2 separate regions of the Homo sapiens genome follow, and region 2 is linked to region 1. A link is an interaction called in ENCODE POLR2A ChIA-PET data of the cell type or tissue named here. Cell type or tissue: IMR-90. All regions are shown on one strand. Links, peaks and the distances in the headings refer to the core of each region. The heading gives the core; the rest is flanking DNA.

Region 1 (5,111 bases), core at 483-4,482:
TTATTTTTAAGAGTCTAAACAGTTCCTAAGACCAAAATGTTTAAGAATTGCTTCTATAGATCACATACTCTTAAACACCGATGATGGCCTAAATGAAATTCCAGTTAATTAAAGCCTTGAAAGTGATCATTTAAACCAGCTCTTCCCCGAAAGGCTGTCTTTCTGATGTGATTAAATCCCCCTGGCTCCTGCACCAGACAGTTTTTTTGTCAATCAAACCTCTCAAGTATGTGCTGTGGCTGGGAAGGCAGATATTATCTCAGTCATGTGAAGACATTATTGGCCCTGTCTTTTCCCCCAGTACCCTACTACAGTAAATGTTCAGTGCAGTCAACTTAACTTTCTTGAATTAAAACTATGACAAGTATTTATAAATTTGTACAGTTGATACTTTTTAAATGAAAACTTCAATGACAATTTGATGTGATTCTTTCCAAAATGGAAGCACCCTAATGTATCTTATATGTATTATAGTTTGACAAAGTATAGAATTAGGAATCTGGAGGGAATGCCTTCATTCTCCAGGTGTGGAAAATGATTCCCTAATAGCTTAAATGCTTTGCTCGAAATCACATGAGTTAGTGACAGAATTAAGGCAAGATCGCCAGTTTACTAATAACTGCAAGTCCGCAGCAAAATAATAGAATTTATAAATTTTTAAAAGTCTCTACTCCTGTCATTTGGAGAAAAATTTTCATTTTACATATATCTTCTTTATCTGTAGTTTTATTTATGAGAAAACTAGAAGAATAAATGGATTCATCTAGTTGAGACAAATGCAGACTTCATATGTCTAGAGCTATAGAAAAACAGGGCACTCAGACAGGTATATTTGTTGGGTACATGAGATGTTTATATCTGAAACTAAACAGTTTCAGAAAAAAAAGCAATACAAGCAAGGTATCTGGGACCTTACATTATGGATTCCAATTCATTTCCTTTACTTTATTAATGCAGAAATGCCTCAGGTTCAATTATACCTTTAGATATCAGAACCTCATTTAGCTATTTGGGATGTACTCGTTCCTAAAGATATCACGTGTTCTTCTGCATCTAATCAGTCTGCTAAAAATGATATAAACATTTTAAATGTCTTGGGATCATTATTATTAATGCCCATTATTTTACTCGAATAGAGCAGAGGCATTAAATCCTATTGAGCATATGAGAGTTTTTTACACCTTCAGTGAGTGGCCCAATCTTCTGAGCCTTTTTGTTGTTGTTAAGATTTTCATGTGTTTTTAAATTTGGCTTTTACTCCCTAACTTTGGCATTTGTATTAACTTTGCCATTTTCCTTTATACAGGATACATGATTTTCTCCCCACTTCTAATTTTCTAAACCAAATAACGATGGTAAATAGAATTGTATAAAATTGATGAAATAGACTGAGGATAGGATCCATATACTTTCAGTAATGTCCAGAAGTTTTAGTGAACTTTATTTTTAACTGTATTTTGACCATTCAAAAGACTGTTGAGAGCTTACTTGTAAGTTCTTTAGGTAACTAATTCTTATTAGCATGTTAATTTCTCAGTTAAAAGTTGTATGTCCAGTATACGAGGTCAGGAGTTCGAGACCAGCCTGGCCAACATGGCAAAACCCCATCTCTACTAAAAATACAAAAATTAGCTGTGCGTGGTGGTGGGAGCCTGCCAGCTACTTGGGAGGCTGAGGCAGGAGTATTGCTTGAACCTGGGAGGCAGAGGTTACAGTGAGCAGAGATTGTGCCATTGCACTCCAGCCTGGGCAACAAGAGCAAGACTCCATTTCAAAAAAAAAAAAAAATCAACTAAAATTTAGGAAACCCAAATAGTTCTAGTTCTGCTCTCTTTTCTTAGTAATTCTTATTAAAAAGAGTATTTACATAGATGCTTTTAAATTTTACATGTGCTTTTATTAGGAGTTTTTTAAAAAGTATTTTTTCATATTCTGCACAAATGTTTATAAAAATAATCTGCCTGTAATTCAAAGACCTCTGTGCAATCTTTCATGATTTATCCAGCAAAAAGTAGACAGGCACATGTCCTGCTAGGCTCTGCTCTATCAGTGTTTGCCTGAAAGAGCTAGGATGTTTACATTCTTAGGAAAGAAAGAAAAGCAGAGAATACCATTCCATATTTGTACTTAGTTTTCTAGCATCATGATGGCTGCTTTATAACAGCTCATAGCAGTTATATTGCAGCATCGTTTCTGCCTGTGGAATCACTTTGGTATGAAGATTCTTAAGTATGCAGCCCCACAAATTAGGGCTCTCATTCCTGTCAAAGATAGTTATTACTCCAGGAACCTTTCCAAGGTTGCTACCATGAATACTTTTTACTTTTATGGTGACTTGGTCTCTGAGAGTAAAGACAATTATCCAAAAGAAAACGTTTTTGTCTGGATATATCTTGGTGACAAGAGGAAGAAAGGTCATGATCTTCAAACCAAAACCCAACATGAGAACAGGTTATGAGCTTGAATTGAGGTACTGAGTGTAGAATAACCAAAAATTGTAGTGTCTGTTTGAATTTACACCTGTCACCAGATTTGAATACACAGTTTTAACTTTATTTTCATTATTTAGACACATGATTTGTAGAACTGAATCCCAAGGACTGAGGTTGGTGTTTAGGATCTGGATAGCAAGCCCTCTGAAAATGGAATTATGAACTTATTTCCAAGATCTTAGCTACTATCATCTTGCTCTGCCTCCTCTGACCATTCCTCTGGTATTAGTTGAAGAATACAGACCTACCTAAGGCTTTGGTTTAAGATCCAGTTGGGGTAAGGGAATGCTTATTAAACCTTGTCTTACAGGTATGAGGCAGTTTTGAGAAATGCCTGAAGTGGAAAATTGAGGAAAGGCGGGAGCTTCCAAAAGAACTACTAGAACATGTAGTGTACATTTTCTGTCAAAAAAAAAAAAAATCTCTAAAACTTTAATTGTTGCCTGAGATCACAATCATCTCTCTCATCCTCTCTTAGTTATTGCCAGGTCCCTGAGACTTCATCATATGGATTGAGAATAGCCCCACATGTGATAGGCAAATGTATGCTAATTTTCTCTTTTTCATTGATTTCAATAGATTATAATAGTGGATTTAAGGAAGAGATTGTCTTGTTTCTATCACCCACTCTGACATTTTCCAACAGTACTTGTCAATGAATTATACATGAAAATGCAGCTCCTGAGACAAAATTTAGTTCTGACAGCAAGCTGGCATGATTGATAGGCCATATACACAACACAAAATAATTTATGTACTAGGTCGATGAGAAATCAAATCTGAGACCTGCTTTCTAGTCAGTCTTGGAAGACCTGGAAATGAAGAGAGAACAACACAAGAGAAAAACGAGGTTTTTTTAATTTTGCAAGGAATTATTTATTCATAAAACTAAATTAGCATAGCCGAAAGTCTTCTCAGATTTAGTCTATGAAATGTAAATAATGTCGTTAAATTTCCCCGAGAAGTCTTAACTTTCCAATTTCACTTGGTGTTGGTAAAACAAATCTTTCCTGGCATGGATCAAGAAATGGAAATCCTCACATGTGAGTGAGAATGAGCAATATTTGTCTTTTTGCACATGGCTTGTTTCACTTAAGATAATGCCCTCCACCTCCATCCATGTTGTTGCAAATGACAGGATTTCATTTTTTATGACTGAATAATATTCCACTGTGTATATGTACCGCTTTTTCTTTATCCACTCATCCACTGATGGACACTTGGGTTGATTCCATATCTTGGCTATTGTGAATAGTGCTGCAATAAACTTGGGAGTGCAGATATCCCTTCAATATACTGATTTCCTTTATATTGGATATATAACCAGCAATGGGATTGCTGGCTAGTTCTAGTTTTAATTTTCTGAGGAACCTCCATATGGTTCTCCATAGTGACTGGACTAATTTGCATTCCCACCAACAGGGTATGTGGGTTCCCCTTTCTCCACATCCTTGCCAGCATTCATTATTACCTCTCTTTTTGATAAAAGATAGAGAGTAGAATGATGGTTACCAGAGACTGGGAAGGGTAGTAGAGAGGAGAGGGGGATAAACTGGAGATGGTTGATGGGTACAAAAATACAATTAGAAGAAATAAGATCTGGTGTTTTGTGGCATGACTATAGTTAACAATAATTTATTGTATACTTCAGGATAACTAAAAGAGTGCAATTGAAATGTTCCTAGCACAAAGAAATGATAAATATTTGAGGTGATGAATACCCTAATTACACTGGTTTGATCATTAGCTTGTATCAAAATATCACACATACCCCATAAATATGTATAACTATTATGTATCCATAATAATTTTAAATAAAAAGTTTTTGAAGTTGGTAAGCTGCATGTTCTCACTTATAAGTGGGAGCTAAATGATAAGAACTATGAACACAAGGAAGGAAACAACAGATACAGGAGTTTACTTGATGGGGGAGGCTGGGAGGAGGGAGAAGAGCAGAAAAGATAACTTTTGGGTACTGGGCTTAATTCCTGGGTGATGCAGTAATGTGTACAACAACCCCCCGTGACACGTGTTTACCTCTGTAACAAACCTTCACATGTACCCCTAAACCTAAAATGAAAATTAGCAAACCAAAACAAAAAGGTGGTAAGCAATGAAACATAGTATTGCATTTGGTAACTACTGACATTACCAATATCTCTTAGTTATGTGATCTGATTAAATTGGGAGATACTGAAAAAGAATACAGGATAAGAACTCACTCAGGGTCTAATATATTATATGTAGAATGAGGTCTCTAAAGGAATGTTTTCAAAGGAAAGGAATTACATGATGTGCTCACGCAGGTATTTTGTGTCAAATCACAGTTTATGAAAGATAATTATACTCAATTTTGAACTTATAACACATTGAGTCATAATATTGTCTGTTTTAATTTTTAAAAATATTTTATATGTAACTCTGTGTGTGTAGAAAGCCAACACGTCTGAATTCACCAGTCCCTTCTTGAGCACCTCTTTGAGCTGTAGGTACATCATGGAACTTTACACACATTATTTCTAATCCTGATTAAACATCTAGACGATAAAATTTATTAGCACCATTTTACACTTTAGAAAACTAAAGCTTAGGGTAGTAGCGTAACTCATCTAGGTTTAG
Region 2 (4,554 bases), core at 555-4,554, 280 kb after region 1:
TTGAAAAACCGAATGAATGCAAATTTTCTGAGTGGCTTAATATAGAAAATTCTGAGAGAACAGGTTTGCCTTTTCACGTTGATAACTCTGCTTCTGGGAAGAGAGTGAACAGTAATGAACCATCTTCATTATGGTCTTCACACCTAAGAACTGTTGGGTTAAAGCCAGAAACTGCTCCTCTCATCCAGCAACAAAATATCATGGATCAATGTTACTTTGAGAACTCTCTATCCACAGAATGTATAATTCGGTCAGCCAGCAGATCTGATGGGTGTCAGATGCCAAAACTTTTTTGCCAGAATCTACCACCCCCTTTGCCACCAAAGAAATATGCTATAACCAGTGTGCCACAGTCAGAGAAAAGCGAATCTACACCTGATGTCAAACTTACAGAGGTGTTTAAAGCTACCTCTCATCTTCCGAAGCACAGTTTAAGTACAGCTTCAGAACCAAGTTTAGAAGTGAGTACACATATGAATGATGAAAGACATAAAGAAACATTTCAAGTGAGAGAATGTTTTGGCAACACACCAAACTGTCCATCCAGCTCCTCAACTAACGATTTTCAGGCAAACTCAGGTGCCATTGATGCATTTTGCCAACCAGAACTAGACTCTATTTCTACCTGTCCAAATGAGACAGTTTCATTAACTACCTATTTTTCAGTTGATAGCTGCATGACGGATACATATAGATTGAAATACCATCAGAGGCCCAAGCTCTCTTTTCCAGAGAGCAGTGGCTTTTGTAATAATTCACTATCTTAGAGTGAAAAAGGACTAGACCTGTGTTACATAATAATCTTGGTTCAAGCTGCCCTTCTGAACAAAGATATAAACCTAGCATACATTGTAATAGATAACTGGTAAAACTGACCAACTTTTACTTCTCAGAGGCCATTTAAATATAATAGGAACCTACTGACCAAACCTAGTGATACATAAAATTAAAGCCTGTGGCATTTTTAAAGTTGTTAATCACTATACATATGTATGTGTATATGTGTATACACATATATAATTTTATGATCAATATCTTAGATATTTTAGAAATTCCCTTTGAATAGTCTTGGCGTGCCGTGAAAAATAGAAAATCAGGGAGATATAATAATTCATTTGTCATATGCTACAGTTGAATAAAAATTAAATTTGTCCCCCTATTTTGTGGCCAGTAGACTGGGAAGTATTAAACTAACCAGTACTCATGTATGGAGATTATAAACTATGCTAATTGAAAAGTACCAGGTGATACATAGCCTGGTACTTTTTTGTCAAAGAATTGCTTTATGAAGAAGCACTTTCTAATGGGTAACCAGAAAAGGGCTTCACCCATTTGTTTTTGACTTCTATGATAGTCACTGCATATGATCCCTTTAAGTGTCTTTAAAAAAAATGACTTATGAATTTGATAGCATTTGGGGAAAAAAAGCCTTATATGATTAACAATTTGTAAGTTTTCAAGATCGGATGGAATTTAATTTTGCTCCTAGAATTTTTGTCTTCAGAATATCTAGTTAAGATAAATTAGGCCTTTGACTATTATAGGTATTCATAAATGCTACTTTAGCCATGTAAGTTAAAAAGTTAAAATACTTAAACTTTAGTGTATTTATTTATCTCGTTACTTTTTTTCTAATTTTATATGAAATGTGAAAGGTCTTTATTTTGGTTTGGTTTACTTTGGGCTGCTAACCACCAGTGTTAGGAATTAATGTAGGGCACCCTCTTATTGGGAATGTCACTGTAATTGCCTACATTTTCTTTGCTGTAATATTACCTGCTTATAGGTTGTCAACCCATTTTATCTGAATTTGAAAATCTATCTAGGTTTCCAGATTAAATTTCTACCTTTCATATAGAGAGTTTAATTTTAATAAAATGTTTAATTAGAGCATCCTTCCCTTTTATTCTACTTTGAACAAATAGTAATTTTACCCCAACTACTTTTCATGAAGAGTGCTTTGAAAATTAAAGGAATTTTTATTATTATGGTAACCTTATGAGTAAAAATAAGTTACTTTAATTGCTTTATTTCGTTAGTTGTCATTTTATTTTGTACTATGCTGGTAAACTAATTGTGGTTTAGAATAGTTTTATGTTCACTCCTGATAACTGAGAAACAGAACTAAAGTTTTCCTTACATTGCTAAATGGATAAACCTCATATTCAATAAACTAGTAAATGTAGCCACTTGACTGATTGCGTAAATCGTGTTAAAACATTCTAAAATGTTGTAACTAATTTAATGTGAATACTGTTAAACAGAAAATAATTGCTTATAAAAGTCTAACTTCACCCAGTTACCAAGTCTTGGCCAAATTTTATCTTCTGCCTATAGTTTTTACTAGCCTTTTTAAACTATAATAGTGAGTGATCATTACTTTATATTCTCGTAAGTTAGAAATACTTGAATGCCAAATTAATTTTGTTTTAAGAAAGCTTATTTTTAACATAATTTTTTAGTGTGGAGGGTTTGTAAATAATGTAAAGTTTGTAAACCTGTATTTAAAATACCAAAGTTTTTCTTCTTTTATAACATTGTAAGATACTAGAAAAATGGGCTTCAAGTTTTTTAATAGCTTTCACAGTTTGTGTAGTTTTTTTTTTCTATTTGGTTAAGATGTGAGTTGGAAATGTATTATTTGAAACATTTAAACTAATTTTTGTATTTAACAGCAGTCTCAGACATTTGTCTTTTCAACTCAGTTGAGTTGTAGATATCAAATAGAAATGTCCAGTTTTGCCTCTTTTAAGTACTGTCCAGTTGAAACCTCCTGACTCATGTACTACTACACAAACTAGAAAATGCCCATTTATTTTTGTTGATTCAACACTCCAGATACAGATTGATACATATATACTAATCATTTTATTTCATGTAAAAGTTTTACATCTAGGGTGCCTATTTATTTTTATAGATGCTTTCATCCAGTTATAAGCTTATTATAACTTTGTAAATATTTCAGCCAACAGTTGTAATGTTTAAAATACTTACCTTCAGAATGTTATATTTTCATGTGAAATCAATTTCTTCTAATTCAAAAAAATTTTAAGATAAACTGATTTTTAAGTTTATATGATTGGACTTCTCTTTGCATTCATGAACTGTGTGTCACCCTCCCACCAACGTGGATTATTTTGGGACATGTTAAGTCGCGGGTACTTGGAATTTCACTGATCATAAACGGTTATCACAGGAGATCCTAGGAGTTAAACTCCAGCAAGGTCTAAAGCACAGCTCCTTAGAAAAGGAGTTGGCAAACTTTCTATAAAGATAGAAAATAATTTAGGCTTTGTGGACCATAATATTTCTGTAATAACTACTCAACTCTGCCTTTGTAATGTGAAAGCAGCCATAAACAATATGTAAATGAATGAGCATGGCTGTTTTCCAGTAAAACTTTGTCAACATAGAAATCCAGATTGCATATAACTTTCATGTCATGAAAGTTTTTTTTTTCTCCATTTTAAAATGTAAAAAATATTCTTAGCTCACAGGCTGAAGTCTCCAAATGTACTCCCATGCCACTTACGGACTGAGTATTTGCAGCTCTTTACATCCTAAAACGTTCAGGTTAAGCTCCCTAAAAACTATCCCTTGCAACTGCTAACAAGCCAGTTCATTTCAAAAGGAACTACTAAAACAATCATTTCACTTTATATAAAATGGTGTGAAATTTACAAAAGAATTTATCAGAGTAAAGTCACATTTTCTTTTGATGTCTTTTTTGTTTTGTTATCTTAGCAAGTTTGCAACTTTTCTTGGCGTTCCATTTATCCACTTCTTAAAAGCCTTCAAACTGAGGGCAATGTAAGCAGTCACTATACTTGCTATGGCACAGTTTAATGGTAGGTACAATTTCTTACCTATAGGAAAGATTCAGCCTTCATACTGCCACCATTTTGAAAATGCCAATTACAGTCATGTCATATTACTAAGTCAGGGTTTGCCATAGAAAGAGAATCAACAGGATATATATAGAAATAAATTTATTATGAGGGATTGGCTCTTGTGATTATGGAGGCTGAGAAGTCCCACAATCTGCTTTCCGCAGACAGTAAGCCCAGGAAAGCCAATGGTGTAGTTCCAGTCCAAACCCAAAGGTCTGAGAACCAGGGGCCCTGGTCCATGTCTGAAAGCCAGAGAATCAGGAGAACCAATGTCCAAGGATAGAACATGGATGTCCCTGTTCAAGCAGAGAGAAGACAGAATTTGCCCTTCCTCTGCCTTTTTATTCCAGCTAGGCCCTCAAGGGGTTGGCCCACCCGCAGTGGAGTGGGTGGCTCTTTTTTATTCAGTCTACTGATTCAAATGCTAATCTCTTCTGGAAACACCCTCATGGACAAACCCAGAAATCTGGGCATCTCCTAGCATAATCAAGATGACATATAAAATTAACCTTCACACCAAGATCTCTCCATCTTCACCATACTAGAAATTTTCAGAATATTTGGTAATTGTGGTAGTAGGCTGATTTTAGGCTCAAAAAGGCAGTATGGATTATGATCGGAAGTCTGTGTGTGACCTAACAGTAAACTATGTGAGAACTGTTAA

The links. Peaks named below come from ENCODE experiments on the same cell type or tissue, not always from the same donor. Only the 100,000 strongest peaks of a DNase experiment are listed, where the experiment ranks them.
Region 2: POLR2A ChIA-PET joins it to region 1 with 5 read pairs; 5 of 35 experiments call an interaction of 5 or more read pairs at or near these places.

The regions. Positions count from the first base shown.
Region 1 is chr4:119,014,645-119,019,755 of GRCh38, forward strand. The region is part of intron 1 of SYNPO2 (synaptopodin 2); the gene reads left to right. Among named protein-coding and RNA genes, the nearest start is that of SYNPO2-AS1, 32 kb to the left of the region's middle. In IMR-90, for the core only: no CTCF peak of the experiment used is centred there; a DNase peak (open chromatin) is centred at 2,177; H3K27ac peaks cover 2,336 bases.
Region 2 is chr4:119,292,445-119,296,998 of GRCh38, forward strand. USP53 (ubiquitin specific peptidase 53) reads left to right here. Exons shown (of 19, transcript NM_001371395.1): 19 at 1-3,074. The coding sequence ends at 767. ARLN (allregulin) reads right to left here. Exons shown (of 2, transcript NM_001001701.4): 2 at 3,975-4,554. Among named protein-coding and RNA genes, the nearest start is that of ARLN, 5.9 kb to the right of the region's middle. In IMR-90, for the core only: no CTCF peak of the experiment used is centred there; no DNase peak of the experiment used is centred there.